Regions from separate parts of the Mus musculus genome. Here region 2 is linked to region 1. The links are chromatin loops, found by intact Hi-C in ENCODE. Cell type or tissue: gastrocnemius. All regions are shown on one strand. Links, peaks and the distances in the headings refer to the core of each region. The heading gives the core; the rest is flanking DNA.

Evidence for each region. Peaks named below come from ENCODE experiments on the same cell type or tissue, not always from the same donor. Only the 100,000 strongest peaks of a DNase experiment are listed, where the experiment ranks them.
Region 2: it touches region 1 in a loop (12-fold over the local background); 5 of 42 quality-filtered maps call a loop at or near these places.

Annotation. Positions count from the first base shown.
Region 1 is chr15:41,860,560-41,871,112 of GRCm38, forward strand. It overlaps Abra (actin-binding Rho activating protein), which reads right to left and starts at 9,161. Exons shown (of 2, transcript NM_175456.4): 1 at 8,460-9,161; 2 at 4,734-5,793. The coding sequence starts at 9,109. The coding sequence ends at 5,316. It overlaps Oxr1 (oxidation resistance 1), which reads left to right. Exons shown (of 17, transcript NM_001130166.1): 17 at 1-489. In gastrocnemius, for the core only: CTCF peaks have their summits at 5,763 and 6,965 (motif pointing right); no DNase peak of the experiment used is centred there; H3K4me3 peaks cover 4,936 bases; H3K27ac peaks cover 5,232 bases.
Region 2 is chr15:41,913,678-41,924,230 of GRCm38, forward strand. It overlaps the pseudogene Gm5469. Among named protein-coding and RNA genes, the nearest start is that of Abra, 49 kb to the left of the region's middle. In gastrocnemius, for the core only: a CTCF peak has its summit at 4,172; no DNase peak of the experiment used is centred there; H3K4me3 peaks cover 1,574 bases; H3K27ac peaks cover 3,974 bases.

The DNA.
Region 1 (10,553 bases), core at 1,320-9,319:
TGATGTCTAAAGATAGTTTTGTTCTTATAGAAAGTGTTGACTGCCAGGTTGCTTATAGCACTTTAAATTATTCTGAAGATGAAATTACCAGCCAAGTATGTTGGCTTAAGTAGTTTTAGTTATATAACTCTTAAAAATACCTAGTTCTTTTGGGAACAGTTTAGATAATTATCTAAAGAAAACATACTATTAATCAGAATCTCTGGTGTTGTATGACACGCTGTTGCTAAAGATGAATAGAAACGGCATCGTTTCCTCGTCTGTGTAAAGCTCTCATTACAAGTTAGGTAATAGTGTCTAGGTTAGAGGTTTATAATATAATATAAGGAACTGTAAATAAATGTACCCTTCCTATTAGTCTTCCACAGCAGTATTATTGTCTTTGTGGAGGTGACTAAATCACAAAACTTTAAACATCCTGTAATGGATTCCAACTACAAAAAGGACATAGAGATGTATACCAAATAAAATTAAATGCATAAATGCAAATGAGTTTGGATTTTTTCAATGACCAAGTCATTTCCATATCTAAGAACTGGTAATAAGCCTACTACAACCTCCTGACATGTGCCCTGCAACAGGAAGTAAGAGATTTGAATTCAGTTAGAGGAAGCTCTGCTGATGAAACATGTCCCAGCAGAAATTGCAAGGGTTTGATGAGTTTGAGCTGCTGGGGGAGGGTAAAGAGTACATAACAGACATCCCAGGATCCTGAAGAGCCCCATGTCCAGCACCAAGCAGTTTCTCATTGTTTAATCTCATGGAGCATTTGAGAATATTGGAGTAGAGGAATAACATGGACAGAAGCCTCAATAAGAAAAAAATTAAAGAAAGAATAAAAAATGAAAAGAAGTATAGATATCAGCATTTAAAGATAGCTATGAACAAAATACAGTGTGTGTGTGTGTGTGTGTGTGTGTGTGTGTGTGTGTGTGTGTGTGTAATTTGTATATGTGTGTATATATGTTTATATGAAATGCCCAGAATATGGGTAATCTCTCGGACAGCCTTAGGGTTTTGACTTAAGAACTCACATGTGTTGTTATCATCTTGCCAGTGTACCAAGAGGAGAAACTGAGCGTGTAGATAATGACTGTTCACACCCTACTCCCTAGCATGGTATGAGGAAAACATTTAATGTTCTGCTTCAAAATACTAAGGCTTTAAATGAATAAGATAATATTCCTGTGGATGCAGTGCCCCTAGAGATTTTAGACCTGATTTAAAATAGGGTTCTTGAGATAGATCCTTTTACTTTTTCATCATATAATATTGACCAGCATACGAAAAGGCTCTGAGCTTCCCTCTCAAGTTAAAAGAAAAAGAAATTGTACCTAAAGCAGGTGTGACAAAAAATACATATAAAATAGCAGAAGTCAATACAATTTTAAAAGGATGAAAAACATAATCTGAGAATAATCAGTTTTTACTTGTTAGAAAAAATTAACAAAAAACAAAAATAACTAATAAAATGACTACAGGTTTCATTAACAGATGGCAAGAGGATATTTGTGAATATCTTTGTATTAATAAACTTGTTTGTGTGTGAAATAGAGAAATGTTTTGGAAACCATTTAAGGCTGGTAAAAGACGAGATAGGTAGGTAGATAGGTAGGGAGAGAGAGAGAGGGAGAGGGAGAGAGAGAGAGAGAGATACCCACCCTAACAAACAAACTAAAACCATACAAACCATTCCAGGCCCAAGTAGTAATTCTTGGTATTTAAATAAAAACTAACAGTAGGCTTAGGTAGGAAGTTTCTTCTTGAGACCAGAGTGTTCAAACCTTACAAGTTTTGAACTAGTAAGGGAGGTGGTGAGGCAGAACAATCGCTCCATGAACAAGGAAAAGTTATAGAAGTAACTGGCAATTCTCAGGAGACTTCAAATAACCAATAATAGCCATTTCAAAGAGAATGTGAGCTTGGAAACTTAGCGATATCAACTAAAGCCAAGCATGCACTTATCCTTTGACCAGCAAACTTAATTCCTTCCTATGTGCCCAATGGCAGCGAGATGCCACCTATTTATAAGCTCCTAAAAGCTAGTATAGTCTGGTAAGATGTTTGCCCTTCTCTGCACTCACTTCTTGTCATTCCTATAGAACATTGATTTCAGTATTTCTTAATCCCCTTATTCTCAAAACATCTTGATGAACATTTATACCAACATAACCTATTTTGTATGCATATGTATTTTATATCGCTTAAATTTTACCTGCAAGAGTTATTTAGGGAATAGAAATTACACCCAAACAAGTAAGTACAATATAATCTTATCAGATACTGGAATCTCCCCGCTATCTGAGCACAAGGCAGTAGAACAGAAATGAAAACTGCTCTGAAAACTCAAAATAGGTTAGGTCAGCCTATAACTTAAGTAAAACACATTGCACTTAAACCAGCTTTGCACTAAGAAGTGCCCAGGGTACGAAGAATAAAATGGGGACACCGTGCTAAGGGACCACTTCAGCATGGGCTGCATGCTTTGTCTTACAATGACTCAAAATGACTGAGTGGAATGGGTATAACTGAATTCTAGCTCACATAGAGTTATAACTGTACCATGAAAAATGGCTCTGGTAATTTGACGTTATTTCTGTTGATAAATAAGACAGCAACTGGTATTTCAAAGGAAAAGAGAGAAAAAACATGAAGTATTTCTGGGTGTGATATTATTTTACTACACAGTATGGGAAGACAAGGGACCCAAAGCTCAGATGCTCTCCTCTGCAGTTGTGAGCAGAGTGAAGAGGGGCTGAATCAGGGAGGCAGCAACTCGTACCCACTGAGAAGGAGTAAAGAGCCAGTCGAGGGAGGAGTGAAGAATAAGGGAAAGCTTGGGGCTTGGGAGAGCAAGTGCATGCCACTAGGAATTTAGAGCTATTCATGATAAAATACAATCATTTTATATACCTTGTGACTAAAACAGGTCTCTTCATTGCTTTGTTTCCTGAGTTTTCTCATATTTTCTTTTTGGTCAAAATGTTCTCTATGTTTTTAAGTACAAATTTCTCTGTCCTTCAGGGAGAGAATAGTTTTGGATTTGAAGCGAGGAAAAATTATAGGACTAACTAATGGTCTTACAAATTCAATAGTAAGCACCATAAAGTAGAAGAATATAAGAAAAAAATTCTACAAAGCATTAACCACTCATTGTGTTACTAGAGAGCTATGGCGACCACTGCGAGCTGCCTGCTAAGACATGCCTGATACATAGTGTTCCCTCTGAGAAGGGGTATACTGACCTTACAGTCCTCACTCAGAATTCTAGCTTACATGGCATTACTCCTGTACCGGGAGAAGTATTGGTATCAATCCGGAAAGGAACTGACATTTGAAAGTTAAAGCCCAAGAACAAGCTGAGAGTGGACGTGCTCTCACTTTGCCACACAATATGGAAAAGGTTTTCAGTGTATTCTTAAATTCACACAAGCTGAACTTTGAATAATCTTATGCCAGAGCCTGCACAATCTTTGTGTGCAGAGATGAGGAGGCAGGAACTGGTGGAGCATTAGTTGAAACGCGGCTACTGGGACTATCCCAAGTTCAAGTCTGAATTTGTTTTATTTCAAACACACACAGAGTATTTTGGGAATCTAATCTAAAAATAATACAAAAACTGTCACAGCTTCCACTCTGCTGGTTTCCTTCAATTCTGACATGCTTCTCTCTGTGACAACACATGTGCATGTGTATACATAAGAAATCCCATAAAGAATATGAGTAAGGACTAGTGACTCAGACTAGTATGGCAACAAAATCGTGTATGTCTCCTTAAATATGTTAGAATTTTCAGTTTGAAGCAATCATTATTGATAATTTCTATTATTTAATTTGTATTGTTTCTGACATGTAACAATTATGGGTTCCCATTATTTTGAGATATAATAATTTGACTTTTGTATTTATTGTTATAATACTTTTATTGTTATAATACAAAGTATTGTGTATTATACAAAGTATTATAACCATTTTAATTTTAGCTTTTTCAAATACAGTAAGAAATTGTAGTCTCTTGGGAGGCAGAGGCAGGCAGATTTCTGAGTTCGAGGCCAGCCTGGTCTACAGAGTGAGTTCTAGGACAGCCAGGACTATACAGAGAAACCCTGTCTCGAAAAAAAAAAAGAAAAGAAAAAGAAAAAAAAAGAAAAGAAATTGTAGTCTCATATTCATTTGGCTTTAGAATTATAATACACATTAAGGAAAAAATTAGTCACAGGCAGGTCAGTATTAGCTTCCTTGTATTAAATTAGCTTTTTCTTTATCTCAGAAGAACTGATACGCTGTTTGTTTGTTTTAGTTACTTTTTTTTGTTTTATGACATTTTCTTTATTAGAACAGGAAAGAAATATGTCCCAGGTTTTAAATTAAATGATTCTATGAGCTTTTGCTCCATTGAATATTCGTTTCACAGAGTTTCTGTATTTCTTGTTCATTTATTAGCATAATGTAAACAGTATTACCCAGTAAGACTTTCAGCAAAAATCAAACCTGCTCATGAACTCCACAAAGACAAGTCTGACCCTCCCACCAGTGTCCCACTGTCCTAGTGTGTACCGTCTTTGTGGGTCATGAGGCCACTGATAGCATTTGTTTTTGCAGGACTTGTTCACATCTGAATGAGGAAAGCTGATTAAAGGAACCTGGCTGTAATCAAACCACACAGAGGAGCTTCAACATCTTGAATTCTAACTTTGTTTACCCACCAAAGGTGCTGTGATTTTTTTTTTTTTCAAAAGAGTGGAGAATATTCTCAGAAATAGAGTACTTCCTGGGCAGGCATGAGCCCTACCACTTTAACAAAGTGGAAATGATTGCATGTAAGCCTGCTGTCCCAGCACTACAGAGGATGAGCTGACATAACGGTTTGAAGTCATCCTTCGTTAAATAGAGTTGGAGGCCATTCTGAGCTGGTGAGGATTTTTTTAGGCCAAACTTCCAATTTTATTCAGCTTAATGGAATTTTTTCCCCTAAAATATTACATTGCGATGTTGTCCTACTTTATCTAAGGTCAGTTTTCTTACCTGTAATGTGTACTTTTCAATTTATAATAATTTTATCAATGAAGGCCAGAAATTTTTGCTTAAAAAGGTAAGTGGAATTCCAAATATCAATATACTATGTTTGATAGTCTTAATACATTCTTCCAAAAAGTCGAGTGTCTTCGTCAAAATCTTCACATAGTAACCTCATAGAAACAGTACCAAAAGCCATTTATATAAAATCATTTAATATTGATAACATTGCAGAGCAGCTTGCCTTGGAGCTTGTAACACATTACTATTTATCAGCGGTGAGTGGATTTGTTGCGGGCTTACTCAAGGAGAGTAATCACAACATGGTCGTCTCGGCCTTGCCATAGCATCTCTCCTTCAAAGTGCACCAGTCCGTGTTTCCTGGCACGCATGAGGATGCCCACGACTTTATCAGAAATTCGAACATAGCGATCAAAGAGTTCTCCGAAAGTAACCTGGATCTTGCCATCTCGTCTGTGGCGAGCCATTGTGCGGATAACAAAGCACAGTTCCATAATTTCCCGATAGATGTGCTCTTCCGCTCGCTTGGCCCTTTCAGCTGTCTTGCTTCCCTCTTTGGGGCGGCCATAGCCCTCGTCTCCCTTGTGGAGCCGAGTGGACATGGCTAGATCATAGTCAAATTCGTCACTGAAGGGATTGAGCTTCTGGGACTGGACGTGTTCATCGGCCCACTGCTGCCACCTCCCTTTCAAGTTGTCCACTTGGCTGTATTTCCGATGGGCCTTACAGTTGAGTGTCTCAGAGTACCTGTTTGCCCTAGCGGAGAGAAGTGGAGAAGCAAAGTGAATACATGAAGCAAGTGCCGGACCCCGTGTACTTCCCATGTGTAGTCTCTGTCGTGGTATATGTCACAACTTTCTTTATCAATAACAATGATGGATTAGCCACTAGTGATATTAAACTCAAGCTTTAAAAAACAAAACACAAAACCTTCCTTACATAGAGTGTGAGGCCATCTACTAAAACGTTGCATGTCAAACATTCTTGAACTAGAATCAGTTCTTAGAGGGTTTCTGATAAGAGCTATTTCCCAAACATGCATTTGGTACTGCTATACAGATTGGAGTAGTTCTACATAGAATTCCATATTTATTTAGGTTTTGTCTGTTTGTTTTTATGAAAGCCTGTTTACACTAGGGTCAATGATGAACACACATTTTTTAAAGTAATGGGTTGCACAGGTAGAAGACCAAAAACATTTATTGAACACTATTTGGCTGGCATTTTTCTAAATACTTATTATTCTCCGCAATCTTTAAAAATGGATATTTCAGCTGTGTAGATGAAGAAACTGAAGCCAGGAAGACACAGGAGCACCCTAAAGACACAGAACTGTAAGCAGTAGGCTAAGACTGGACTTTGAAGCCAAGTTAAGCCGTCAGGATGTAACTTAAAAAAAAAATACTGCTTCCTCTAAAACAGAGGGAGGAGTCCATCTTCACAAAGCACCCAACTTTATCTCCAGAGCGTTAAGTAGCCTCACATCTGGAAGCTTTGGACTTGAAGGTGTAACGAGCCATTCCAGCACTGTCCCCATGGGTGGCATGGCAGGGCCCTATGAGCACTCATAAGTCACTGTTCTAAGCCCGAGAGTGGGCCAGGCTTATCTGTCAAGGTACAAACTTCTAAATTCTCCATGACAAATGGGCTCAGGAGACAAAGGGCTCAGTGAATCACACAGCAACTGCTTACTTAACTGCTTCTAAAGCATTTCAGTCTCTGTCCCTGGGGTCATGAGCTCTGTCCTATCAGAATAGCCTGAGTTTGTGGACTTCTTATGTCATCACAGTGCCAGGGCGCAAGTGTTTGCTGTAAGGAAGACACACACAAGCAGCCCACACACACAAATAGCCCATCAAACACAGACACCAAACCTATATACGGTTTAGATGCACCCTCGAAAGTTATTTTCAAGGAAATAACATCCACCAGATGGCGAAATTTCATTAATTCCCATGTTCAGAAAATCCTCTTAAGTCCTCTCGCTGTTAGGCTAGAATGGGAAGGGAATGAGGGTTTTTGTTTGTTTGGTTGGTTTTCTTTTTCTTTTCTTTTCTTTTTTTTTTTTCCTAGCCAGAGGGAGATAAACATGCAGCAAGGTTAACTGGGGAGATCCCCATACAGTACAAGTTTATCTCAATTTCTTAAGCTTGAGCAGTCTCTAGAAAATGTCCTTCACCTGAATGGCAGCTTCAGTGGGTCAAGAGGTCTTAAGAAGGAATTTCCCAGTACATGTTTGGGATGTACCGGTATGAAGGGAGATGGTTGTGACCCCCACAGTCAGTGCCCAGTTGTCTTTGTGGCTAAAGAACCCCAGCTCCTCATTCCACTATGCTCAGAAATGCTGGTTATTGGCACTGCCCAGGGACTGTCACTAATTTAACTAATCAATGTGTGTGTGTGTGTGTGTGTGTGTGTGTGTGTGTAAGGGGGGGGTGTCACATGTCAAGACTACTATCTAAATTGCAGCACCATCATTGCTGAACAATTATGACCTTTATTCTCCTTTCTAACAAGCTTGAGACCCAGGCCTCTGATTCTTTTTACAAATTGGTAACTATTCCCAAGTCCAAGGAAAGCATTCTTTTCATTGGAATGGGGGGAAGGGAGTGGGAGTAAGTATCAAGCTAGGTTGGAGAGATAGTTAAGAGTTCTTGCAATGCCAACATGAGGACCTGAGGTTGAATCCCCAGACCCCACATAAAAATAAAAATAAAAATATGGCCAACGTTTATAGAAGCCCAGCACTGAAAAGCAGACAGACATCCTGGTCAGCCAGGTGAGGCAAAATGGCAAACCTCAGGTTTAGTGAGATACTTGTCTTGTATATGAGAGGTGAATGACAGAATGTACACGTGCATGCACAAATGCATACACACACTCATGTGCACACACACAGAAAAGTAAAAGGCCATGTTTTTTTGTTTTTTATTTTTTTCTCTTTGTTTTAAAGCCCCTTAAGCCCTGCACTTTAGAGGTTACCAAGATCAATAAAACTGACATCTTGCTTTATGCTAAGGGAATTCGAGTAGCATGGGGATTATAAAACAAGCTCTAGTTCCGGAAACCTTTCCAGCTGCCTCGGTGTTCATGTGACTTTCGTGTGTCTTAGTGTCTCAGTGTCTCATTTTCTAAGCTTATATGCATTTCTACTACACCAAGAAGGTGGTCCATGTACAAGTCTAATTCAGGAAGCCTGAGAAGAGTGCTGACAGCAATTCCCACTTGTAGGTAAATCAGTGATGGCATGGACCAGAAGAGCCACAGCCGAAGTTAGTTAGCACTGTTCTTTCAGGTCAGGGATGTGCTACCCAAAAGAACCCACTCTAACTGGCAATTTATCGTCTGCCCTCTATACTTTTAGTATTAGTTGGAACTCCTTGTGATTGAGGCATAAGGAGTAGAAGGATGTATTCACTTACTGGGAGAGCAAGGGGCGTTTGATCCTGGCAGGAGCCACAGGCGCTGCATCTTGCTCAGGCCTCTCCTCCATATCCCCTCCGTAGCCACTGTCCTCTGTGTCTACGCTGTCACTCTTCCACGTGGGCTCTTCCTGTTCCATCACTTTCCAGCCTTTGGTCAGCTCAGACACCAGGTTGGTGCATTTTCTTCTCCGTGTTGGCGAGTCGTGACTAAGAAGGATTCTGTCAATGTCATTCTCTGGCTGAATAGCTTCAGACACGCCGCCATCATTCTCATACCTGTGGCTCAGGTAGTTCACATCTCCTCCCCTCTCATAAGCCTTGCTGACAACCGTTCTGGTCACCTCTTTCCTTTTAATGTGGGAGACCTCGGTGGCTTCTTCTGAGTGTTGTCCCTCTCCGTCTCGATCTGGCTTTGGAGACAGAGTTTTGGGGGCATGCTGGTAAGGACCGGCTTCTTTAGGAGCGTTAGGTAGGTCATGAGTTGCTCCCGGCAGCCAGCCTGCAGGCTCCTGGGCCTGTTTGGTACTGTTCTCATTCGCCCACTGCTGCCAACCTCGGGCCAAATTGATAACCAGGGTTGCTGTGCGGACCTTCCGGAGGGCACTCTTGGCCGGCCCCGCCTCCCTTTCCCTTTCTCCTGGAGCCATGCTACCTGTTTCTTCTCTGCTGACAGCCTGGGCACCAGCTAAAGGGGAATGTGGTTGAGAGAGATGCCTGGGATTTAAATAGAAGCAGGGTGTGAGTGGGAAGGAGAGCCTGTGACGGTGGAAACTATGCAAAGTATTTCTTGCCAAGATGTGGTGCCATGGCCCTGACGGTGTTCTGTTTTTAAACCCTGACAAGTCCCATTTCATCACAGCAGAGGGACATTTCTGGTGGCAAAGGACACGGATATGTTCCCTCCTCTCTCCTCCAAGTGCCAGAGTGGAAAGCACTAGATTGAATCATGTGCTCAGCTTTATGTTTTCCTTGACCTTAAAATATGATCCAACCATTTAGAGGAGTGTACAGTTAGTGCTCAGATTGTCCTAGACTGTTCAGGGCTTGTTGTCTCAGTTAAATCTCGGTAGCCCTCAATACAGCTGTTATTTGGTCTCCTTTAATAGCAGAGTGAAAAGGTATCTTACTCCCTGCAGATAATAATATATGAGATTAAAATCATGAGAGGTTCGAAGCTGGAGCTTCCTTTTAATCTATAACAATTAGAAACAAATTATAGAAGACTGTCTGCTCAGATCTTCATTTTCCAGATGGAAGTATTGACACCCAGAGGAAAATGAGGTCTAAATGTTGAAAGGCTTACTATTGTTGACATCCTATTAATATACATTAGCATGATATATATATTAATATTAAGACAGTAAACTCTTCTAATGACATAAAATTAAATTTTACTTTTATGTATTTTAGAAATTATGACTAAAATAATCTCTTAAAATATCAAAATGGTTAAATCCATATAATGACAAAATAATGGCTGTTATCTGAAGCATGCACTATTGAATTTTATTTTATTTTATTTTATTTTATTTTATTTTATTTTATTTTAGACAAAGTCTCCTTATGTACCCCTACCTGGCCTGGAACTTGCTATGTAGAACAAGTTTTCTTCAACTTCCCAGAGATCCACCTGCTTCTGCCCACTGTGTGCTAGACTTAAAGGCATGCACCACCAATCTGGCTCCCACCTTGTCTGGATTTTAACAATTAACTATTAGTTTAGTTCAGTTTTATCTTTTATCGTTGAGGTTGTAACATAATCACTCATTTTCTTCTCTCCCTACAAACCTCCCATATCTCTACATGCTCTCCTTCAAGTTTATGGCTTCTTTTTTCATCAGTTGTTGTTGTTGTTGTTGTTGTTGTTGTTGTTGTGTGTTTGCTAAATAAATAAGTGCAACCCTCTAGTCTATATAATGTTATTTAGATGAGGCTCTGATCATATACAAAACACTACAGGAAACTAAGGACTACTGGGAGCAGGAGAGATAGTCTTCCCCAAGGACAAGCTCAGCCATTGGTTGTCCAATACCAGATGGTCAGTCCTGAAGACAGATATTCCTCTTTGTTTTTAATAATAAAAACTTTGGT
Region 2 (10,553 bases), core at 967-8,966, 53 kb after region 1:
GAGCTGAATACCATAGGCAGAGTCCTTAGTTTTCAAGTGCCTACATTTACACACTTCAGTTGTTTTGCAAAGTCATTTTTTTAGTATGGAAGCAATGTAACGGAGAATATCCTTCATTCTGCAGATCTTCCTTTGTCCTATATTGGTAAGTACAGATGTTTCTGGAGCACACAAAGTACTTGGGAGTAGGACAGACCCTTGGATCTGAGTGAGCATTCTAGGATAGAGGGCATGAGTATGAACCTGCTTTTAAAACATCCAGAGGGAGCACAGAACATGCAATAACTATAGACCACTTTTGAAAAGGTTGTGCTCTTTTTTCTTTAATTTGTATTACATTTATTAAGCATATGAGTGCATGTATGTGCATGAGTGTGTGTGTTTGCGTGTGTGAGAGTATGTTGTGTGTGTGTGTGTGTGTGTATAACATGTGCTGTGCCATGTGTATGGAAGCCAGAGGGCAACTTTCTTTCCTTCTACCATGTGAGTCCCAGGGATTAAACTCAGGTTGTCAGGCTTAGGAGCAAGCACTCATTGAACCATCTTGTCAGTCCAAATTTTTATTCTAGTTTTTAAAAAAGTATCTACATTGTTACAATGTTATAAGAAATGAAGGGAAATGGCTCCTATGTACTTGAGTTTGGTTTTCTAGGAGGGAAAGGTAAAGACTTAGTTCAGTGTTGAAGTCTGGGAATCGCTGAACAAACCACTCAGTCATGGAACTCAGTTAGAAAGAGCTGGTTTATTGAATGCTCACTCCAAGACTGATTGATCAGGGCAATAGGCCGGACTCAGGAGCTGACTGTGGCCACAAATGTTTCCCAGAGCCAGTTTATTCAGGAAAAAAAAAAAATCCGGCAAGGAGCTCATGTACAGGTGCAGGAAGCACTATCCTGTGGACAGCTCTGACTCAAGCTAGACAGACAGTTCTAACTGACCTTTATTCTGATTGGTCCTAAGTAGAGCTTATGGTTGTGGAATTTCTTAAAATTAACAAAGCTCAGAACATAACAAGGTATGTGGTCAGCTTGAGTCTGCTCTGAGTCGAGGTGTTTCTCTGCATCAGTAACAGTAAGAAATGACTGGCAGGATGGAACAAAACAGGCACAGCAATGCTGGGGGAGCAGGCTTCACCATTAACAATCAGGTGGCTGTTGAGAAGGGATTTGAAAAGTAAGAGAGTTAAATAGTTAAAGTGATAGTTAAAATTAACTATCACTCAGCCAGGTTAGTGACAGGAAGTAGCTGGTGAAATATTCTGTTGAGTCAGTGATGGCCTTTGAGGATAAGACTGGCGTGTGAATCAGTTGACTGAATCAGGAAATCTGCTATCATCTGATCAGGCCTAAAGAACAAAAACATGTTGATCTGGGATAACTCCATTTTGTCCTCAAGCTTGGAGGCTGTGCTGGGATTCCTCAACCTCTGATGGCATGAGACCACATTAATCAACATGGCCTTTGTGTATTGGTTCTATTTCTCTCAGAACCCTGACTAGTAAATGGGATGCACAAGGTACTGAAATATTAAAACTTAGAGGAAAACATAGAAAAAGATGTCCTACTAGAAGGTCAGTGTATTCCAGATGGTATGATGATGTCATCATACATGCCCGAAAAAGTGTGATTTCACAGCTTCCAAGTATATGGAGATACTTATATTCTGAACACAAATCTATGTTGTAACTGTATAGGTGTAAGATTTCACATAATTCTTTAGTATGTTTAACAGTTGTGATTCATCTAAACTACTGTGACCACATAAGTTTACAAGGTCATGGCTCAGGGATTGCCTGAAGGTATCCATGAGGACTTGTGGATACTCGTATACCACTCCTGAGACCAGTTTGTGTTTCCTATGCTTCCACTGCACTATCTGGAGGAATGTACCCTTCCAGATTAACCAATAATGCACCAGTGATCATGGACCCCCAGTTGGAAGCCAGAGCCTCTTAGCCACAAGAATACAAAATATAGTTACTTCTTGCTTTGTTCCTATACTTCCAAGCAATCATGATGTAGCTAAAAAGCTGTTGTGGAGGAATTTCAATCTAGCAACAAGGCTGCTCTGGCAAGGGATCACAGCCAAAGATCTTCTAGGTCTGTGTGATCCTGCTGGATTATAGAAAGCTCATAGTATATACCTTTAATCCCAAACAATGAAAATAAGGTAAGTTTTTAGAAGGAAGCAGCCACATTTGAAAATGATGTCTAATTGAAGGATAGACAAAGTGCCAAAACATTTGATGGAATGAGTCAGAGGTAGGATTACCCCCAACTCTTATGACAACAGACAGGAAAGAGAGGTGGCTCAAGAGCAGTGGAGAGAGAGAGAGAGAGAGAGAGAGAGAGAGAGAGAGAGAGAGAGAGAGAGAGAGGTTAAATTCAAGTTCAATGAACTCAGTTCAGTTTGGTGGAGTTCAGGGGCAGTCTTTCCAAGCAGAGCAACTCGGTCAGAAGCTGATAGAATCTAATTTGAATCAGTCACCTTGAAGAGGAGTTTGAACCAGATCAGCTAAGTTGAACCAGTCAATCAGAGTTAAGAAAACTAGAAAGGGTGAGTTTGTTTAGCAGTAAGCCTACAAAATGACAATTACATATGATTAATTAAAATCATTTTTACAAGCTATATTATGGTAACTACTATGATTACAGTGCTGAAGATGAATTCAATTTTTTGAGCTTCAGCCTCTTTACCAAAAATGATGGGTTTAGTAATTTTAATTTTGCAGTGATTCCTAGTTCTAATATTCTAAAACCTAATTTATGTATAAATTGTTTCCTTGTTCTATGATTCTCTCTCTCTCTCACTCCTTCTTACCCTTTTCCCCTTTTCTCCTCTTTTCTCCCCTTTTTTCCCTCTCCCCCACTCCTTCCTCTCTTCTCTACAAGGTAGAAGATGTCTTTAATTGTCTTCTCATAAGATATTGTAATAGACATGTTAGTGGACAGGTAACGGAGCTTAGTGCGTGTAATAGATGTGTGAGCAGACAGGTAACAGAACTTAGCAGATGCCTTCTTCACATTTGTTTCCTTCTATTTCTCTCAGCTGACCCTGTGTCTCTGCAGCATAGACAATGTTAGAATTTATTTTCACCTTTGTGTCTTGTTTCACACAAGTCACCGTTAGCAGTTTCTGAGCGCTACATCAGACAGATCTCAAAGGGTGGAATGAGGTACATCCCTGACCTTTTACACAGGACTCCAAAGCTGGAATGGAATGCATCCATGACCTTTCACCAGTCCCTTCTGCTTAGGCTATTAGTTAGAGAAGGTATCAAGTCCAAGGTCCAATGTATCACTCCCTTGGCAGAAGCTCCTGGACTCTCTAGCTCTCCCTTATTCTGGGAAAGGAGATGCTGAGATTGTATGCTGAGGGGTTTAGTTTCATTTTCCTCCACGGACAGCAACAGCTGCCTCTCCTCCTCCTCATATAGAGCTCTCTTCTGTGCTTCAGGCTCATGGGTGATGACAGAAATATGCAGCCTTACAAATGCCAACACCCACGGGCCAGCACAGGGGTGCAGGATTCACCTGCCAAAGTCTTTGATACCCTGTCAGGAAAGGCAACAGCTGAGAAAAGCTATGTGAGAAATATTCTTCATGTAGGTGGCAAAGGTTGTTCAGATTCATAAATCAATTCAGTGTGTATGTATTCTCCAAGGGTGGAAAAGTGATAAGTCTGCATAGCTTACTGGGTGACGGCAGAGAAAATGAGAGAAACATAGCCATGCTACACGGGTCATCATCATGGGGGTGAGAAGAATTTTGTTTCTTTAGAGTTTTTCCCTACACAGAGAGACCAGTCGTTTTGAGAAATAGCCTTAGGTGTGCTCCCTTCCTCACATTTAACATAAACAGCCTTAGGCACTGAGCATTTCTAAGAGACTTTTTTCCCCACCTAAACCGACCATGATAATAGCATTCAGATGTCTGTCTCATAGGTGTGCCTCCTCAGAGAGCAGTTTTCTCCAGTGGACATACTATCCTGCCTCCTTTAGGTGCCTCCTCAGAGAGCAGTTTTCTCCAGTGGACATACTATCCTGCCTCCTTTAGGTGCCTCCTCAGAGAGCAGTTTTCTCCAGTGGACATACTATCCTGCCTCCTTTAGGTGCCTCCTCAGAGAGCAGTTTTCTCCAGTGGGCATACTATCCTGCCTCCTTTAGGTGCCTCCTCAGAGAGCAGTTTTCTCCAGTGGGCATACTATCCTGCCTCCTTTAGGTGCCTCCTCAGAGAGCAGTTTTCTCCAGTGGACATACTATCCTGCCTCCTTTAGGTGCCTCCTCAGAGAGCAGTTTTCTCCAGTGGACATACTATCCTGCCTCCTTTAGGTGCCTCCTCAGAGAGCAGTTTTCTCCAGTGGACATACTATCCTGCCTCCTCTAGGTACAAGCAAGAAACAGCTCACACCTATTGCTGATACACAGCGAGTCTTAGTTTTAAATTTAGTAATGAATTAAAAAAGTATCACCAGGATTTGGAGTGCACCCCACAGCATATGGGAAAATGCATGTGAGTATATTTGGAGGGAAGTCCTCTGACCAACTAGGCAGTGGTTAACCTCAATAATCTTTTAAGGGCCTAAAATTCATAGTATGATACCTCTGAGCACAGAAACCCCTGTGGGCCATTAAAATAGTGTTTTATCAGTGAAAAGGTATAATCCAGGCCTCATCTTAAAGAAATTTTGTAGAACTTGTGTATTTTATTTGTGCTACTTTGAGAATATTAATGCCGACTGTGTGTATGTGTATGTATGTGTGCATGTGTGTATGTATGTGTGTTTATGCCTGTGTATATATGTAGTAGTTATTAACATGTTTATTATTCTTTTCTTCAATGACTAGTTTCACTAGTCTCACCTGATCATTTGGAGACTCCCTTTAGATTACTTTGTGTCTTTAGTTAAAATATTTTACTTTAGGATCAAGGTAAAACTTTGTGTTCTTTTCAGAGAACAGATTACACATTGTACTCACTGGAAGACTTCTGATGAGAAATGGACAATGGACCTCATAAATAGTATAGTTTATTTTTCAGTTTCAGCATACCATCACCAATTGTCTCTTTATCCCCCCTTTTATCACACAAATGTATATAAATAATAATTTGGGTGTCTCCTTACTTTGTGACAATTTATTAGGCCAGTTGTTGTCAAATATGTTTAGGAGAGAGTCCAAACTTTATAGTACTTTCCAAAACACTATAAAACATGGCTAATTAACTATGTGTTGAACAACTTAAGAGTATACTTTAGGTTTATAACATAAAATGAAACTTTCAAACATGAAATAAAATTATGGAACCAATATTGTTAACTTCTTCCTAAGTTTTCTGGAATGTTTATTAGTTTTTATTCTCTTCGTTTCTCATCCTCTAGAACTTGATAACAGGTGCAGAAGGATGCTAAAAAGCTAGCTCAAGTACATAGTAAAATTTAAAAAAAACCCTTCATGTTAAACATAACTTAGCTGAATTCTAGGAAAGGCTAGTAGTGTCTTCTTTGGTGACATAATGCCGTTTGTCCCACATGGGGCATAGATAATATGTGAATGTGTAGATAACACTTGTTGATACTTTTCCAGTCTTTGTTGGGTCTTACCGAGGGTTTGAGTGTTGCACCTAGATGCACATAGATGGGCCAAAGAGATTCTCTGTCTCTGTCTCTCTCTCCTCTGTCTCTCTCTCCTATCTATCTATCTATCTATCTATATATATATTTCTTTTTTTTTCCCTCTCCTCCTCTCTCCTCTCTTGCCCCCTTCTCCACCTCCTCCAGTCTATCCTTAAAAGATTTTGGCCTGGTTTCATCCATTTTCAAATTCTCTTTATGAGGCAGGTGAGTGGTGTGTGTGTGTGTGTGTGTGTGTGTGTGTGTGTGTATCTTCCTCTCCTGTGACATTACTCTCTTCCTTCTCATCTTATATCTCAGAACATCTTGATCTCTCCCTATCCCATGGCTGTCTTTTAGAGGTCAGCCTCTCCAAAGCCAGTTAGACTGCACACATTCTTCCTGGTCTGTCTCATTCCTTTTGAGATTAATTTCTGGACCGATGAGCCCTCATTTTCCATCCAACCTTATGTTTGTTTCCACTGCCTTTGCTTGGACTTTCTACATATATTGCAGGAATTTTATTCATATAGTCAATAGGTTTTTTGAGCACAGACAGAATAATAATGAATAACAACATATCTCTGCCTCCATGGTTTTATGTGTAAAACAACTGTCTTGCTGGTCTTTCCTAGAATATAAAGTCCTAGAGAATAATAATTTTCTGTTTTTTTTAACCAGTTATTGGCACATTGAGATGTTTACCAATCACTAAATTAAACTATTAATTCACAAGTGAGAGCAAAATGAATCTTATGTTCATTCTGCTGCCTCAATTATATATGTGGGTCCCTTCAAAAGATCCTGATCATTGGCCACACACATTCTGTTGAATCTACCATGTTGCTGGCTACCATTGGCACTAATAGAGTTAATGTGAAGTGTACTTTTCCAGATTTCTTCTTTTATAATGAGGAAGAAATGAATACTAATCAAAAAAGCTTAGAGAAAACCCTATGCCTTGTGAACCAGATAAAAGAGATGACAGTTATGCAACAAGGAAGTCATACAAGCAGGTTAGGAGAAGAGACTGAACTATTCACCTCATTCAACATCCACTCAGAACAGAGGATCACTAGCTGCAGCTGTTTCAATTTTTCCAATTTTACCCTCCAAATTAGACACGTGCCTTCCATTTACTCTAATAGGAGCCATATGTGCTTTGTTGATGGCCATCCTTATCGCCAAAGAAGAAAAGTGCTGAGTTCCTGCCACCCACCCACATCTGTGGCTTAAATAAGCCACAAACAAATGAAAAGCAAACATGCTGCTGGCATGTTAGGAGACTATGGAACTCAACAAAACCAGCAAGAGGAGAGGCTGGGTGTGACACTGTGCTGGTGGTCTGCTGTCTCATCATGAAAGGCCTAGAACAAGATTCACTGCTTAGTGGTACTTGGAGCTTCCCTTAGTGGAGATTTTTATGAGACATCAGATCAGGGCTTGAAACTCAACACTTAGGGGTGCTATGAGGGCCCTTAAGATCTTTATTGAATAAGTGCTCACTTGGTTTCTTAAAAGTTATCAGCGGGGCTATGTTACCATTTTCATAGTACCACATGTGTTTAAAGAAAAAGGGTATTTTAGTTTGGTTTATTTTTTATATTTTTATATTTTTGCTGAGAAGAGACACCATGAGCAAGGCAACTCTTGTAAGGACAACATTTAACTGGGCCTGGCTTACAGGTTCAGAGGCTCAGCCCATTATCATCATGGTGGAAAGCATGGCAGTGTGCAGGCAGACATGGTACTGGAGAATGAGCTGAGAGTTCTTCAAGTTGATCCAAAGACAGCCAAAGGGGTCTGTTTTCTGCAGGCAGCCAAGTGGAGGGTCTCTTTCACTTGAGCTTGAGCATAGGATCTCAAAGCCAAGCCCCACAGTGACTCACTTCCTCCAACAAGGCCACACTTCTTAATAGAGCCACTTCTTATGGGGCAAGCATATTCAAACCACCACAAAGGGGTAAACAAAACTAAACACATTTAAAAAAGTATAGTCAGTGACTCAATCATCATGATATATTCAAACTAGATGGTTATGAATGGTTAGCAATAGTAGACTTGACAAATTAAGAAACTACATAAATACCACTTATAAAATTTAGTAATCCAGTAGGCACTAGATTGTCACCATCTGTATACCACATAGCTAACTGAAGAAAGGAAGGCTGCACTCAGGGTTGTTTGTGATCATAAGTCTCCTTTAAGCTCAGTAGGCTTGTGAATTGAATACTGACAAAGTTTGTCTAGTCAATGGGTCCTAAAGTAGTGATTTGCTTAATATTCTCCAGCTTGGCTGTATCCCAATTTAGTTCAAAAGTCTGACCTCACGTTTTCCTTGTCACCAGGCTGTAACCAATGATTAAGTCTTTTCCTTGAGTTTATCATTTCCTTTATGATCAGAGAAATCATAGTTAGGGCTATTTAGAAAAATCCAGTGGAAGAAAATGTTTGATACTTCCTCCATGGTGCCTGTCTTATCTTCTGTTCCACATTTAGCTTCACATCTAATGAACTTGGAAAGGATAATAATCCTGAAAATATGAAGATAAACAGACTTTAAAACATTTCCAATTACCTGTTGGTTAAAAGGTGGGTTTTTTGTTTGTTTGTTTTTGTTGTTATTGTTGTTTTTTGTGAAGCTTTCCGATCTTCCCTTCTTCTATTAGACTAAAAGTATGGCTGTTCTTTGTAAACTAAATCTCTTTTGACTAGATGACAGATCAACAGCCATTTTAAAAGTTGAGCTTCTGATATTGAACTCGAGTTGGAAGAGGCGAGTCCGGTCTCAAAATGGAGGGCCATAATCCAAAGGAACCAGAGCAGCTGAGGAAGCTGTTTATTGGTGGTCTGAGCTTTGAAACCACAGATGATAGCTTAAGAGAACATTTTGAGAAATGGGGCACACTTACAGACTGTGTGGTAATGAGAGATCCCCAAACAAAACGTTCCAGAGGCTTTGGTTTTGTGACCTACTCTTGTGTTGAAGAGGTGGATGCTGCAATGTGTGCTCGGCCACACAAGATTGATGGGCGTGTGGTGGAACCAAAGAGAGCTGTTTCTAGAGAGGATTCTGTAAAGCCTGGTGCCCATTTAACGGTGAAGAAAATTTTTGTTGGTGGTATTAAAGAGGATACGGAAGAATATAACCTGAGAGACTACTTTGAAAAGTATGGCAAGATTGAAACCATAGAGGTTATGGAAGACAGGCAAAGTGGAAAAAAGAGAGGATTTGCTTTTGTAACTTTTGATGATCATGACACAGTTGATAAAATTGTTGTTCAGAAATACTACACTATTAATGGGCATAATTGTGAAGTGAAAAAGGCCCTTTCTAAACAAGAGATGCAGTCTGCTGGATCACAGAGAGGTCATGGAGGTGGATCTGGCAAATTTATGGGTCGTGGAGGAAACTTTGGAGGTGGTGGAGGAAACTTTGGTCGTGGAGGACACTTTGGTGGAAGAGGTGGCTATGGTGGTGGAGGTGGTGGCAGCAGAGGTAGTTATGGAGGTGGTGATGGTGGATATAATGGATTTGGAGGTGATGGTGGCAACTATGGTGGTGGTCCTGGTTACAGTAGTAGAGGAGGTTATGGAGGTGGTGGACCAGGATATGGAAACCAGGGTGGTAGATATGGTGGTGGAGGAGGAGGCTATGATGGTTACAATGAAGGAGGAAATTTTGGTGGAGGTAACTATGGTGGTGGTGGAAACTATAATGACTTTGGAAATTATAGTGGACAGCAACAATCAAATTATGGACCCATGAAGGGGGGCAGTTTTGGTGGAAGAAGCTCAGGCAGTCCCTATGGTGGTGGCTATGGATCTGGAGGTGGAAGTGGTGGATATGGTAGCAGAAGGTTTTAAAATAAAACAGAAACGGCTACAGTTCTTAGCAGGAGAGAGAGCGAGGAGTTGTCAGGAAAGCTACAGGTTACTTTGAGACAGTCTTTCCAAATGCATTAGAGGAACTGTAAAAATCTGCCACAGAAGGAACGATGATCCATAGTCAGAAAAGTTACTGCAGCTTAAACAGGAAACCCTTCTTGTTCAGGACTGTCATAGCCACAGTTTGGAAAAAGTGCAGCTATTGATTAATGCAATGTAGTGTCAATTAGATGTACATTCCTGAGGTCTTTTATCTGTTGTAGCTTTGTCTTTTTCTTTTTCTTTTCATTACATCAGGTATATTGCCCTGTAAATTGTGGTAGTGGTACCAGGAATAAAAAATTAAGGAATTTTTAACTTAAAAAAAAAAAAAGTTGAGCTTCTTAGACTAGTAAGGTAATGACATATCTTCGCCATCTCCAATACTAGACCAACCAATTCCACATTTATTTATAACAATATCCTATATATAACAAATTTCCAAGAACTACTTCCTATATTAGATACTTTCCATTTTGAATGATAGAAAAATAACTTAGTATTAATTAAAGGAACTCAATATCTTTTGTGTGTGTCACAGAGAATAGTTTGTCAAAAAACAGGTAGCTATATTGCATAAAAAAGCTTAGTTGGTTTAAAATTAACACACTTGAGCAATGTTATCATTTATAAGCCTGCTTTATTTCATACACAAATTCTATTTTGTGTCATTTTTGTCATGACAGTAGTATCATCAGAAGAAAAGAATGCAGTCTTGTCTATTGGAATAAACAGACTTGCAATGTTCCACTGTCTCTTTCTGACCTTGTTGAGAAAGTCCTAGTGCTAAAGAAGTGCCTGTTGCCTGCAGATGAAGGCAAGATCTGTTGCTCAGAAACACAATCAAAGCAGTTGGCCAATGGGGCACTTCTTTAGAAGTCTTTCTATTACTCCAGTAAGAAATTACAGCCACTCATGAATTTGGAGGTGCTGGTCAAAGGGAGCATTACTTTTAGAATCAGTGTGAGTCCTGCAGGGCTGTTGTGTAGCCCAATGACTAAATATATACTTGAAAA